Regions from separate parts of the Homo sapiens genome. Here region 1 is linked to region 2. The links are chromatin contacts, found by Hi-C in ENCODE. All regions are on one chromosome and are shown on one strand. The core of a region is the stretch at or near the end of the contact, and the rest is flanking DNA. Distances in the headings are between cores, read along the strand shown. Region 1 holds the start of PIAS4 (protein inhibitor of activated STAT 4). Region 2 holds the start of SMIM24 (small integral membrane protein 24).

Evidence for each region. Hi-C counts contacts between places; a loop is a spot of excess contacts on that map. Pooled maps may share reads with other maps.
Region 1: a loop to region 2 is called in a pooled map, with 5 times the contacts of the local background. The contact joins the promoter of PIAS4 here to the promoter of SMIM24 in region 2. A Hi-C loop is called at or near these places in 1 of 50 pooled maps.

Annotation. Positions count from the first base shown.
Region 1 is chr19:4,002,535-4,009,371 of GRCh38, forward strand. It overlaps PIAS4 (protein inhibitor of activated STAT 4), which reads left to right and starts at 5,202. Exons shown (of 11, transcript NM_015897.4): 1 at 5,202-5,253. The coding sequence starts at 5,227. RefSeq lists enhancers at 4,228-5,119, 4,636-4,765, 5,120-6,010 and silencers at 4,966-5,265, 5,296-5,355.
Region 2 is chr19:3,479,255-3,485,233 of GRCh38, forward strand. SMIM24 (small integral membrane protein 24) reads right to left here and starts at 1,271. Exons shown (of 4, transcript NM_001136503.2): 1 at 1,143-1,271. The coding sequence starts at 1,209. SMIM44 (small integral membrane protein 44) reads right to left here and starts at 4,187. Exons shown (of 2, transcript NM_001395954.1): 1 at 3,948-4,187; 2 at 2,856-3,797. The coding sequence starts at 4,149. The coding sequence ends at 3,550. It overlaps LOC105372246 (a long non-coding RNA gene), which reads left to right and starts at 3,724. Exons shown (of 5, transcript XR_936264.2): 1 at 3,724-4,032. RefSeq lists an enhancer at 3,965-4,503 and silencers at 5,836-5,885, 5,896-5,945.

The DNA of each region.
Region 1 (6,837 bases), core at 3,952-6,451, 530 kb after region 2:
CTGTAGTCTCAGTTAGTTGGGAGGCTGAGGCAGAAGAATTGCTGGAACCAAGGAGACGGAGGTTGCAGTGAGCCGAGATCACGCCATTGCACTGCAGCCTGGGTGACAGAGCCAGACTCCATCTCAAAAAAATAATAATAATTTTTTTGTAGAGATGGGGATCTCGTGTTATTTTGCCCTGGCTGGTCTCAAACTCTTGGGCTTAAGCAATCCTCCTGCCTCAGCCTCCTAAAGGGCTGGGATTATAGGCTTGAAGCAGGCACCCAGCCCAAAACATATTTTAAAACACAGACACAGTACCATGATTACACAGAACCTTCAAACCACAAGGGTTGCAGGAATCTACAAGTGAGACAAAATTTCTCTCAACTGCCAAGCACGCTGTCTCATGCCTGTAATCTCAGCACTTTTGGGAGATTGAGGCAGGTGGATCATTTAAGGTCAGGAGTTCAAGACCAGCCTGGGCAACATGGCGACACCCCGTCTCTACTAAAAATACCAAAATTAGCTGAGTGTGGTGGCGCCCGCCTGTAATCGCAGCTACTCAGGAGGCTGAGGCACGAGAATTGCTTGAACCTGGGAAGCGGAGGTTGTAGTGAGCTGAGATCGCGCCACTGCACTCCAAACTCGGCAATAGAGACTCTGTCTCAAAAAATAATAATAATAAATAATAGAACCAAACACACACAGAGGAAGGTACATGTAAAAACGGGTGCAATCGAAATAATGTCTGCACTCGAGTTGATTCCATTATACTAACATCAACGCCCAGGTTTTGACAACATAACATGGCTATGTAAAACTTTTTTTGAATCTTTTTTTTTTTTTTTTTTTTGAGATGGAGTCTCGCTCTGTCACCCAGGCTGGAGTGCAATGGCGCAATCTCAGTTAACTGCAACCTCCGCCTCCTGGGTTCAAGCTTTTTGTTTGTTTGTTTGTTTTACATGGAGCGTTGCTCTTGTTGTCTGGGCTGGAGTGTGATGGCACAATCTCGGCTCATTGCAACCTCTGTCTCCTGGGGTCAAGCGATTCTCCTGCCTCAGCCTCCTGAGTAGCTGAGCTTACAGGCTCCCGCCACCATGCCCAGCTAATTTTTGTATTTTTAGTAGAGACAGGAGTTTCACCATGTTGGCCAGGCTGGTCTCAAACTCCTGACCTCAGTTGACCCGCCCGCCTTGGCCTCCCAAAGTGCAGGGATTACAGGTGTGAGCCATGGAGCCCAGCCAGTTATAAAAATACTATCACTGGGGAAAGCTGGGAGAAAGGTGCACAAATCTCTCTGTACTATTTTTGCAACTTCTTGTGAATCTGAATCTTCACCAAAACAAATACAAATTATACTTAAAAACAAAACCTGGCCAGGTGTGGTGGCTCACACCTGTAATCCCAGCACTTTGGGAGGCTGAGGCTGGCAGATCCCTTAAGGTCAGGAGTTCGAGACCAGCCTGGCCAACACGGTCAAACCTCGTCTCTACTAAAAATACCAAAAATTAGCCGGTGTGATGATGTGCACCTGTAGTCCCCACTGCCCGGGAGGCTGAGGCAGGAGAATCACTTGATCCTGATAGGTGGAGGTTGAAGTGAGCCAAGATCCCACCACTGCACTCCAGCCTGAGTGACAGAGAGAGACCCTGTCTCAAGAAAATTAATAAATTAAATAAAATTACAAAAATGAGCCAGGTATGGTGGCACACACCTGTAATCCCAGCTATTCGGGAGGCTGAAGCACAAGAATCAGTTGAACCTGAGAGGCCGAGGTTGCGGTGAGTCGAGATTGGCACCACCACACTCCAGCCTGGGTGACAGAGCAAGACCCTGTCTAAAACAAAACAAAACAAAACAAAAACAAAAAAACCCAATCCCCCGCAGAATCAGCAGGGCCGGAATGAAGGTAAGACTCATACGTGCAATGGCAGAGCTGGGGTTTTGCTGTCAATGGACAACATTTCAACAAATCTAAGGACCTTAACCGGCTTCATTGCAATTTGCTACACTTCATTCCATAAAATAGGATAACTGTTCCAATCAGTTGGGCAGAGGAGGTTGGCTCTACAGGAAGAGAGGGGTTGTAGAGAGCAAAATCAAAGAACAGGCTGGGCGGGGTGGCTCATGTCTGTAATCCCAGCACTTTGGGAGGATCCCCGAACTCGGAAGTTTGAGAGCAGCCTGGGCAACTTGGCAAAACCCCATCTCGACAAAAAATACAAGAATTAGCCAGGCGTGGTGGTGTGCACCTGTAGTCCCAGCTACTCAGGAGGCTGAGGTGGGAAGATCACCTGAGCCCGGGCGGTTGAGGCTGTAGTGAGCCATGACTGAGCCACTGCACAACAACCTGGGAGACAGAAACCTATCTCAAAACCAACAGCAACAACAACAACAAAAACCCAACAGCAAAGAATGTGTTAACTCATTAGTGTTACCATCAGGTTGTTTCAGGCTAGTTTTTTTTTTTTTTTTTTTTTTTGAGACGGAGTCTCCCTCTGTCGCCTAGGCTGGAGTGCAGTGGCGCGATCTCGGCTCACTGCAAGCTCCGACTTCCGTGTTCATGCCATTCTCCTGCCTCAGCCTCCCAAGTAGCTGGGACTAGAGGCGCCCGCCACCAAGCCCGGCTAATTTTTTGTATTTTTAGTAGAGACGGGGTTTCACCGTGTTAGCCAGGGTGGTCTCGATCTCCTGACCTCGTGATCCACCCGCCCTGGCCTCCCAAAGTGCTGGGATTACAGGCGTGAGCCACCACACCCGGCCAGGCTAGTTTTTTTGTGTAAGGATTAAAGAAATTAAGCAGAGGGAATTTTAGGACATTGGCCACTGAAGGCTGAAACTGGCCTGTTTGGAAAATTGGTTGGCCGGATCATCTAAGGTCAGTAGTTCTCGACTAGTCTGGCCAACATGGCGAAACCCCGTCTCTACTAAAAATACAAAAAAATTAGCCGGGTGTGGTGGCGGGCACCTGTAATTCCAGCTACTCAGGAGGCTGAGGCAGGAGAATCGCTTGAACCTGGAAGGCAGAGGTTGCAGTGAGCCGAGATTGCGCCATTGCATTCCAGCCTAGGCGACAAATGTGAGACTCCTCCTGGAAAGAAAGGGAGAGAGAGAGAGAGAGAGAGAGAGAAAGAAAGAGAGAAAATAAAATAAAAGAGAAAATGGGCTGATAGGGCTCCCTCCTGGTTTTCCCAAAGGTCAGATAACAACTTAGCTTCGTCATTGTGACTTAGAATCTGAGTGTGACTAGCTGCATTTTGTTTATTCCTGTGTCTTGGTGCCTAGCACAAGAGTTTAGTCTAAAACAACCGCCTCCTATAATTTTGTCGCCCAGGCTGGAGTGTAGTGGCATGATCAAAGCTCACTGCAGCCTCCAACTCCTGGGCTCAAGCGATCCTCCTGCCTCAGCCTCCTAAGTAGCTGGGACCACAGGCGCACACTCCTACGTCTGGCTCTTTACTTAAAATTTTGGTATTTCAGGCCGGGTGCGGTGGCTAACACCCATGATCCCAGCACTTTGCGAGGCCGAGGCCGGTGGATCACCTGAGGTCAGGAGTTCATAGACCAACCTGACCAACACAGTGAAACTCCATCTCTACTAAAAATACAAAAATCAGCTGAGCGTGGTGGTGCCCACCTGTAGTCCCAGCTACTCGGGAGGCTGAGGCAGGAGAATCACTTGAACCCGGGAGGCAGAGGATGCACTGAGCCGAAATTGCGCCACTGCACTCCAGCCTGGCGCCACTGCACTCCAGCCTGGTGACAAAGCAAGACTCCGTCTAAAAAAAAAAAAATTAGCTGGGTATGGTGGTGCATACCTGTAATCCCAGCTACTCGGGAGGCTGAGGCAGGGGAATCGCTTGAACCCAGGAGGCAGAGGTTGCAGTGAGTGGAGATCGCTCCATTGCACTCCAGCCTGGGCAACACAGCAAGGCTCTCAAAAAAAAAAAAAAAAAAGGCTGGGCATGATGGCTCATGCCTGTAATCCTAGTACTTTGGGAGGTTGAAGCGGGCAGATCACTTGAGGTCAGGGGTTGCAGAAAAGCCTGGCCAAAAAAAAAATTAGCTGGGCGTGGTGGCAGTCGCCTGTAATCCCACCTACTTGGGAGGCTGAGGCAGGAGAATCCCTTGAACCCGGGAGATGGAGGTTGCAGTGAGCTGAGATCGCGCCATTGCACTCCAGCCTGGGCAACAAGAGTAAAACTCCGTCTCGAAAATAAATAAATAAATAACAATTTGGTATTTCATCCATCATGGACTCTTTTGCACTGATTTTTTTATGTTTAAAGTGTTGGACTAGCCAGGTGTGGTGACTCGCGCCTGTAATCCCAGCACTGTGGGAGGCCCAGACAGAAGGATCATTTAAGCCCAGACATTCGAGACCACCCTGGATAACATAATGAGATCCTCGTCTCTACAAAAATAAAAATAAAAAATAAATTGCACTAAAATACTTGATTATTGAAGTTTGAAATCCACTTCTACGGGCACGAAGCCACTTAGCTCCAAAGCCAAGGAGCGCTTTGGAGAAGAGGTCCCAACTGGTGCAGATCCAAGGTTTCCCATGGGTGGGGAGGCAGGATGGGGGGGGCGCCTGCAAAGAGGTGAGGGCTGTACGATCTCCAAGGAATTTGGGAGCAGGGGTCCCGCTTTTCTCCGCCGGGCGCCCCCAGCCAGCTGGTTGCCGAGCCCACGCCCCATCTGCACACCAGGACCCGGATGTGCAGCGCGCGGGGTGTCTGGGCCCGTGGAGCCTGCACCGCGCTGCGCTGCAAGGCGCCTCACTGTACGCACTGGCGGCCGTTGCGGCGGAGCAACCATCCCCTGCCCGACGCCGCCGGGAGTCTGGAGACGCACCTGGCGGCCGCCGCGCGCAGGAAGCCACGGCACCTAGCTGCATTGTTGTCGCTGCCACCGCCCCCTCTCGCCTTCCCTCCCTAGAGGAAACCGAGCACCCGTCCCCACCTGCGCAGGGCTAGTACCACTTTAAGGAGTCAGGCGCCGCCGGGGTAGGCGTGGTCGCCGCGAGCGGGGGGGGGGGCGCTGGTGTAGGACGGACCTGATTGGCCGGAGGCCCGGGCGGTGGCCGCGCGCGCCTGCGCAGGAGGCAGCAGCGCGCACCGGCGGCGGGAGGAGCGCGCGCGGGTGCTAATTGGCCCGGGCGGCGGCCCCGCCCGCGAGTGGTGAGCGGTCACGTGACGCGACGGCTGGGGGCTCCCGGCGCGGGGGACGCTGGTGACCAAGATGGCGGCGGAGCTGGTGGAGGCCAAAGTGAGTGAGCGGTGGCGGCGCCGGCCGGGGCAAGTGGGCGAGAGGGCGGGGGCCGGGCCGCAGGTCGAGGTCTGCGCCTTCTGTCCGGGGCCCCACAGCGCGGCCGGCCCGCGGCTCGCCGTCCCGGCCCCCAGACCCCGACCCCCGGTCTCAGGGTGAGGGCGGGGGGCGGGGAGGCCGGGGGCGGGGCCCTCCTGCCTCACCCAGGTCTTCGCGCCGGGGGTCGCTCCCCCGGCTTCAGGCAGGGTCCCCCCACCCAGCCCGAGCCCTTAGGGTCCCGGTCCCTGAGCGCCAGGCCAGGGCCGCGCCTCCCGGTTGAGGCACCGTCCCGCCGGGATGCGGGACGTGTTGAGCTACTCGTTGCCCTCTTGGTTCCGAGCCGGGGTCCTTGCTTTTTGGCTGGTGTGTTGGGGGGAGTGTCTGCGCCTCCCCGCCCACAGGGCTCCCAGGACTGCTATCTGGGTCTCGTCCCCGCCCAACAGGCCAGGCTGGGGTTTGCGAGTCTCCTGCTCGGAAGGGTCCCCCGAGTCCTGGATAGTGTCCTGCCACCGTCCAGGTGGAGGAGTCAGGGCCCTGAGACCACCCCCAAGACACGGCACGTCCTCTTGGGGTCTGGAGTTCAGGCTCGGTCTTGAGCCCCTCTTCAGCTCCTGCATTGGTCCCAGAACCCCGCCCCCTTCCCGACACCGTCTCTCACACGCCGGAGTGGGCGCTTGGGGGAAGGCTGGGCCCTCCCTTTCCCTCCCCATAGGATGGAGTTCGGACCACTCTTCTTGGTCACAGACCTTCTTTATTCTCCTTTTTTTAATCTTAAATCCTGGACTGTGCTTTGGTCCTACCTCGTTCCTCTCGGGACAGAATCTGAGGCTACTGATTCTGCTTCAGGGGGCTCTAAACCTCACCTGTGCAGCATCAGATACTGTCCTCAAACCTTGGCTGCTTCTCCTATTTTCTGCTCTTGAGCGAGTCTACTTCTTAGGTCAGACACCCACCCTCCCCCTACACAGCCCCCAGAACTTTTATGCACCCCAACTTTGGTTTCTAAGGTCCCCTCTCTTTCTGCCTATTCTCTTTTGTTGATCTCTGGAGGGTCCCCACTGGGTCCAAGGCTGGCCTCTTTAGAACAACTGTTGCTGCTGCTCTATTATACTTTGGGTCCTGTCCAGGTCCCATGTCCCATAGATACCATCTCCTAGCTTGGAACCACTTTTAATCATCCTGGGATTGAGCTCAGAGTATCCCCATTCCAGGGGATGTACCTTCTTGTAGGTGCCTACCTAGAGCTGAGGGTCTAAAACCCTTAGAAGTGCCCGCAAGGCCACGGCTTCCGGGGAGGTTAGGGGACCTCTCCCTCCCCCATCCCCTTTCACATCTTCCCTCCCCACGGTCCTGACCTGTACGTATCTTCTTCTCGGTCCTCTCACATTACCCCCTGGGATCTGAAAACACAGCACTCAGGGCTCTGTGATTATAGCATATACCTCTCTTCGCCTCCCAACCCTACACCCCTGCGCACACTTCTGCTCCTCTCTAGAGTTTTGAAAAGTGGAGACTCGCCCTGGAGATGTGGAGGCCTGAACTCTG
Region 2 (5,979 bases), core at 21-2,520:
GGGGGAGGGGCTTATAAAGGCGGACCTCAGAAGGGCGGGGCTTATGACAAAGGAGTGGCTCAGGGGTGGGGTTTATAAAGGAGAACAAGCTCAGGGGAGGGGCTTATGAAGGAGGAGGTGGCTCAGATGGGGAGGGCTTATAAAGAAGAGTCTGGGGGGTTGGGGCTTACAACAGAGGAGCTGTTGGGGGGAGCTTATAAAAGGAGGCAGAGGCTTAGAGGGAGGGGCTTATAAAGGAGGAGCTCAGAGGGGAGGTGCTTATAAGGGGAGAGGGTCTCAGAGTGGGAGGGGCTTATAAAGGCGGCAGAGGCTCAGGAGGAGGGGCTTATAAAGAAGGAGGAGCTCAGAGGGGAGGGGCTTACAACAGACGAGGGGCTCAGGGAGGGGTCTATAAAGGATGAGTGAGAAGGAGGGGCTTACAGAGGAGGAAGAGGCTCAGATGGGGAGGGGCTTGTGAACTAGGGGGCTCAGAGTGGGAGGGGCTTGTAGAGGAGGCAGAGGCTCAGGGGGAGGGGCTTATAAAGAAGGAGGAGCTCAGAGGGGAGGGGCTTACAGAGGAGGAGGGACTCGGGGAGGGGTTTATAAAGGAGGGAGAGTGAGAAGGAGGTGCTTACAAAGGAGGAAGGGGCTCGGATGGGGAGAGGCTTGTGAACTAGGGGGCTCAGAGGGAGAGGGGCTTATAGAGGAGGCAGAGGCTCAGGGGGAGGGGCTTATAAAGAAGGAGGAGCCCAGAGGGGAGGGGCTTACAGAGGAGGAGGGGCTCGGGGAGGGGTTTATAAAGGAGGAGGAGTGAGAAGGAGCGGTTCACAAAAGAGGCGGGGACTCAGATGGGGAGGGGCTTGTAAAGGAGGCCCGAGCTCAGAGTGGGGCCGAGCTCAAGGCGGGGGGTTCAGCCAGGTGTGCTCAGAAGGGCTGGAGAGGGGAAAGGCTCGGGTGGGCGGTGGGGGGTCCCTTACAGAGGAGGGCAGAGCCCAGCGAGAGGGAGGCCGGGCGGTACTGCGGGGGTTGAGAAGGGCCTCCAAGCCACTCTTCCTTTTCTTCCTGCCCCCTCTCCTTTTTCTCGCCATGGAAAATTGGGAGATGGTGATCACCTGACCAACTCCCCTATCCCGCGACGCCCCCTCCCGCCCCCCTGCACCTACCCTGCTGGGCCTCCACCGGGGAGAGGAGCAGAAACTCCAGCACCAGAAGGGCCCCCAGGGTCTCCATGACGGTCGAGTGAGCCAGCAGCCAGCCAGCGGCGGTCCCGGGTCGGCGTCCACAGGTTTGGTGTGGGCGAGGCCCTGCCTCCCCGTGATAAGGCACAGGCGGTCCCCGGGCGGGGGATGCCTGAGACCTGGGAGCGGGGCCCGCCCCTGGCACCACCTGATTGGGCATCCTGCCCCTCCCCTGCCAGCTCCTGCCCCATCGCTCTCCCTCCGGGAGGCCAGACTCTGGACCTGTGTAACAATTAACTGAGGGAGTCCCTCCTCCCTGCACCCTGCCCTGGGGACCATCAGCCTCAGGGCCACCCCTTTGTGATCCCTGCTGCAGGGGCTGAGCTGAGATGGCTGCGACCTCCCGTCCCGGCCCAGGCCCCGTGCCACTCTGGACACAGGGGGAACTCACAAATACAACTGGAATATCTTAAGAAGGGTGCGCCCACCCAGTGCCTCACACCTGTAATCCCACTACATTGAGAGGCCAACGCGGGCAGATCCTTGAGCCTAACCTGGGCAACTTAGTCAAGCCCTACCTCTACAAAAATAGAAAAATTAGCCAGGCGCGGCGGGCACCTGCAGGCCCAGCTACTAGGGTGTGCTGAAGTGGGAGGATCACTTGAGCCCAGGAGTTTGAGGCTGCAGCCAGTTATGGCCGCACCACCGCACTCCAGCCTGGGTGACAGAGGAAGACCCTGTCTCAAAGGAAATAAAAAAAATTAGAAATACAAAGAGTTACCAAGGCTGGGTACAGTGTCTCACGCCTGTAATCCCAGCACTCTGGGAGGCTAAGGCGGGAGAATCGCTTGAGGCCAGGAGTTCCAGACCAACCTCCTCCCGTCTCTAAAATAAAAAATGTAAAACTTAGCTGAGCATGGTGGCCTGCACCTGTAGTCTCAGCTACTCAAAGAGACTGAGGTGAGAGGATCGCTTGAGCCCAGGAGTTCGAGGCTGCAGCGAGCTACGACTGCACCACTGCATGCACCACCGCACTCCAGCCTGGGCAACAGAACAAGACCTTGTCTCTCAAAGCAAATTTGAGAGTCACCTTTTGTGCTCTCAGAGTACACATGAGGCTCCGTGCTCGGCAATTTCACAGATCGCATTTCCTTTTCTTAACACCCCGTGAAATGGTGCCGGTCTCATTGTGCCCAGGAAAGTCAAGGTCACGCAGCAGGTCTGACCTGGGATTTGAAGCCGGGTCTGCCTCGCCCCCAGCTTATCCTGCCTCGCCCAGGCTCTTGGCCCCTGAGGACCCACAAGCAGCCATGGGAGCACACAGGGACAGGGAAGGTGTGCAGAGGCCACATGCCCGTGGTCCACCTGCAAACCGGGACGCTCTCACGTGGGGATGCCCGGGAGCGTTGATGACTCAGGCTCCAGGCTCTCCTGTCCTCAACCTTGGTCCCTCGGCTGATTAGATAGTGGGCCCTGCCCGGGCGAAGGGGGACCCCGCCCCAGCTGACACGGGAGCAGCCATGGCCCAGACGAGTGGTAGGAAGGCCCGGCGTCATCGCACAGGTGTTTATGGAGCGCCTGCTGAGTCGCTGTCACTTCCTCTCTTCCGGAGGTCTGCGGATGACCGCTGAGCAGACCGGCCACTCAGCAGGATGGGGCTCACACATCCCAGCCCCAGGATGGCCACAGGTCTGCTTGAACCAGCCAGGCAGGCATCTATTAAACTCTGACTGTGTATCCCGTCTTGTGCAGGGCTTGGAAGAGAAGGAGGCCTTGGTGCTGTCTGGGAGCTCTCGATCTGATTAGGAAGTCAGGACCACCCCCCAGAGACAAGCAAACCCAGCAGCCGAGGCGGGGGCTGGAGAAGATTTGGAGGTAGGGGAGCCCAGCAGAGGGGGTGGGGGCAGGACCCGCCTTGGAGATCCTGCCCTCCAAAGTCAGTCAGTTGTCTGGGCTTTTTCTGAGAAAAGCACTCTGTGCTCTGAGACCTTGGCGAAGCCACTTCATCACTGCGTGCCTCGGTTTCCCCATCTGTTAAGTGGGGGCGATCAGTCCTACCTCGGAGGATTAAATGAGATACTGCATAGAAAAAGCCTGCTCTGCACAGCAGCAGGTACACGCTAAGCACTCGGTAAGGTTGGCCGATAATATTACAACGTTTTAAATCGCCCTAGTGTTTCTAATTCACAGTTTGCTGACGGCTTGGCTGAGGCTGAGCCGGGCAGGCTCTGCGTATGTGAAAGTCGCCAGCGTCCAACCCCCGGAACCTGCCGGCTGGGAAGGAGAAAGCCGTCCGCTGCGACCGGGCAGCTCAGGGTTTGCAGAAAGGGCTCCGGCGCGCGTAAGTTCTGTCTACACGACCGCCAAAGCGTCCGGAACCCGGATTCAGGATTCAAGTTGCCATCAGCTTCCAGAAGGAGCTTCGGGATGGGGGGTCCTTGAAGGCAATGGAGGGGCGGCGGGGCTCCGGGGGAGGCGGGGGTTCAGAGGGGGCTCCCTCCCCACCCCCGCCGGCGTCCTCCTCGCCCTGCCAGGCCAGGGCCAGCTGCAGGTCCAGCCCCTCCAAGTCCTCGCCGGTCAGGCTGGGGCGCAGCTCCCGGGGTGCGGCCTCCTGGTCTGGCTTCGGGCCAAACGCCCAGTCTGCGGCAAGGGAGCTGGTGAGGCAACTCCCCGGCCCCGGCCACCCTCCTCTGTCCCCTCCTCAGCTAGGAGAAGCACTAGGATCCCCTGACCACCCACCCAGGGTGACCCAGCATCGGCCCCAGCTGGGTTTCGGTGGGGGCAGCTCACCGGCCAGGTCGTGGGCGAGGTCTTTGATGAGGTGCCCGACGATGGCGTAGGCGACGGCCACCACCACCAGCGCGGCCAGCAGCAGGTACAGCACGTACCTGGGCAGGCGGATGCTGTCCAGGGGCGGCGGCCGGTACTCCTCGTACAGCGGCGGGGACGGGCTCCAGCCCTCGGCCTCCCCCTCGGCCGCCAGCCCCGGCATGGTGTCCGCCCGGCACAGGGGAGGCCCGGAGGTGACCCACACAGCGGAAGTATTAAGGGGCTTTGAGCTAAGAGGATTGGGCGGCTGCCCCACGGCCACCATCTGCCTGGGTTAATCACATTGTAAATCACTTCCGCCCACCCGCAACCTACCTGCTCAGCTCCAGCCACGACTCTGCCCAGCCGTCCCCACCTCGGGGCCTCCGCACCTGCGCTTCCTTCTCCCAGGAACGCCCTGCCCAGATTTCCTCATGGCCGGCTCACTCTCTTCATTCATTCATCTTTTTAATTCTTATTATTTTATTTTATTTATTTAATTTTTCTTGAGACGGAGTTTCACTCTTGTCACCCAGGCTGGAGTGCAAAGGCGAGATCTCAGCTCACTGCAACCTCTGCCTCCCGGGTGCAAGTGATTCTCCCACCTCAGCCTCCGGAGTAGCTGGGATTACAGGTGCCCGCCACTATGCCTGGCTAATATTATTATTATTTTTGAGACAGGGTCTCGCTCTGTCGCCCTGAGTGCTGGAGTGCAGTGACGCGATCATAGCTCACTGCACCCTCAACCTCCTGGGCTCAAGCGATCCCCCCGCCTCAGTCTCCCAAGTAGCAGGAACTACAGGTCCTCGCCACCGTGCCTGGCTCTTCATTCATTCATCGAATATGTATTGAGCAGCGACTATGGCTGGGCACTCTCTTAGGTGCTGGGACACAGCTATGAGTAAGAAAGACCAGGCCGGGCGCAGGAGCTCACGCCTGTAATCCCAGCACTTTGGAAGGCCGAGGTGGGCGGATCACTTGAGACAGGAGTTTGAGACCAGCCCGGCCAACATGGTGAAACCCTGTCTCTACTAAAAATGCAAAACCTAGCTGGGCGTGGTGGCGGGCGCCTGTAGTCCCAGCTACTCGGGAGGCTGAGTCAGGAGAATCGCTTGAACCTGGGAGGTGGAGGTTGCAGTGAGCCGAGATCATCCCACTGCACTCCAGCCTGGGCAACATAGCGAAACTCCGTAACAAAAAAAAAAAAAAAAAAGAAAGACCAAAACCTGACATTCCAGGGAGGGAGATGGATGCTAAGAAAGAAACATAACCTTAGAGTAAATGATATATTAGGTTAGAAAGGGAGGTGTGGCTGGGCGCCGTGGCTCACGCCTATAGTCCCAGCACTTTGGGAGGCTGAGGCAAGAGGATCACTTGATCCAGAAGTTCAAGATCTCTCTGGGCAACATAGCAAGACTGCATCTCTACAAAAACTTTAAAAACTAGCCAGGCGTGGTGAGTGCCTGTAGTCCCAGCTACTCAGGAGGCTGAGGTGGGAGGATTGCTTGAGCCCAGGAGTTCAAGGCTGCAGTGAGCTATGATTGCACCCCTGTACTACAACCTGGGTGACAGAGTGAGACTATCTCAAGAAAAAAAAAAAATTGGGCTGCCAAGGCATCACTGAGGAGGTGACATTTGAGCAAAGACCTGGAGGAAAAAGGGAACCAGCCATGGGAGATCCAGGGGAAAGAGAGTTCCAAGCAGAGGGCACAGCCCCTGCAAAGGCCCTGGGGCAGGACTGTGCCTGGCGTGTTGGAGGAACAGTGAGGAGGCCAGTGTGGCTGGAGCAGAGTGAGCCGGGGGAGTGGGGGGGAGGGGAGGATGGGGAGCTGTCAGGGCAGGTCCTGCAGGGCCGTGTAGACTGTGAGGAAGACTTCGGCCTAGACCCTGAGGAATGTGGGAGCCATGGAGGGCTGTGGGCAGAGGAGGGATGGGTCCGGACCCAGGTGCTCACAGGTGCCCCCTGGTGGCTGCTTTGGGGAGAACGGACTATGGGGGCCAGAGGAGGAGCCAG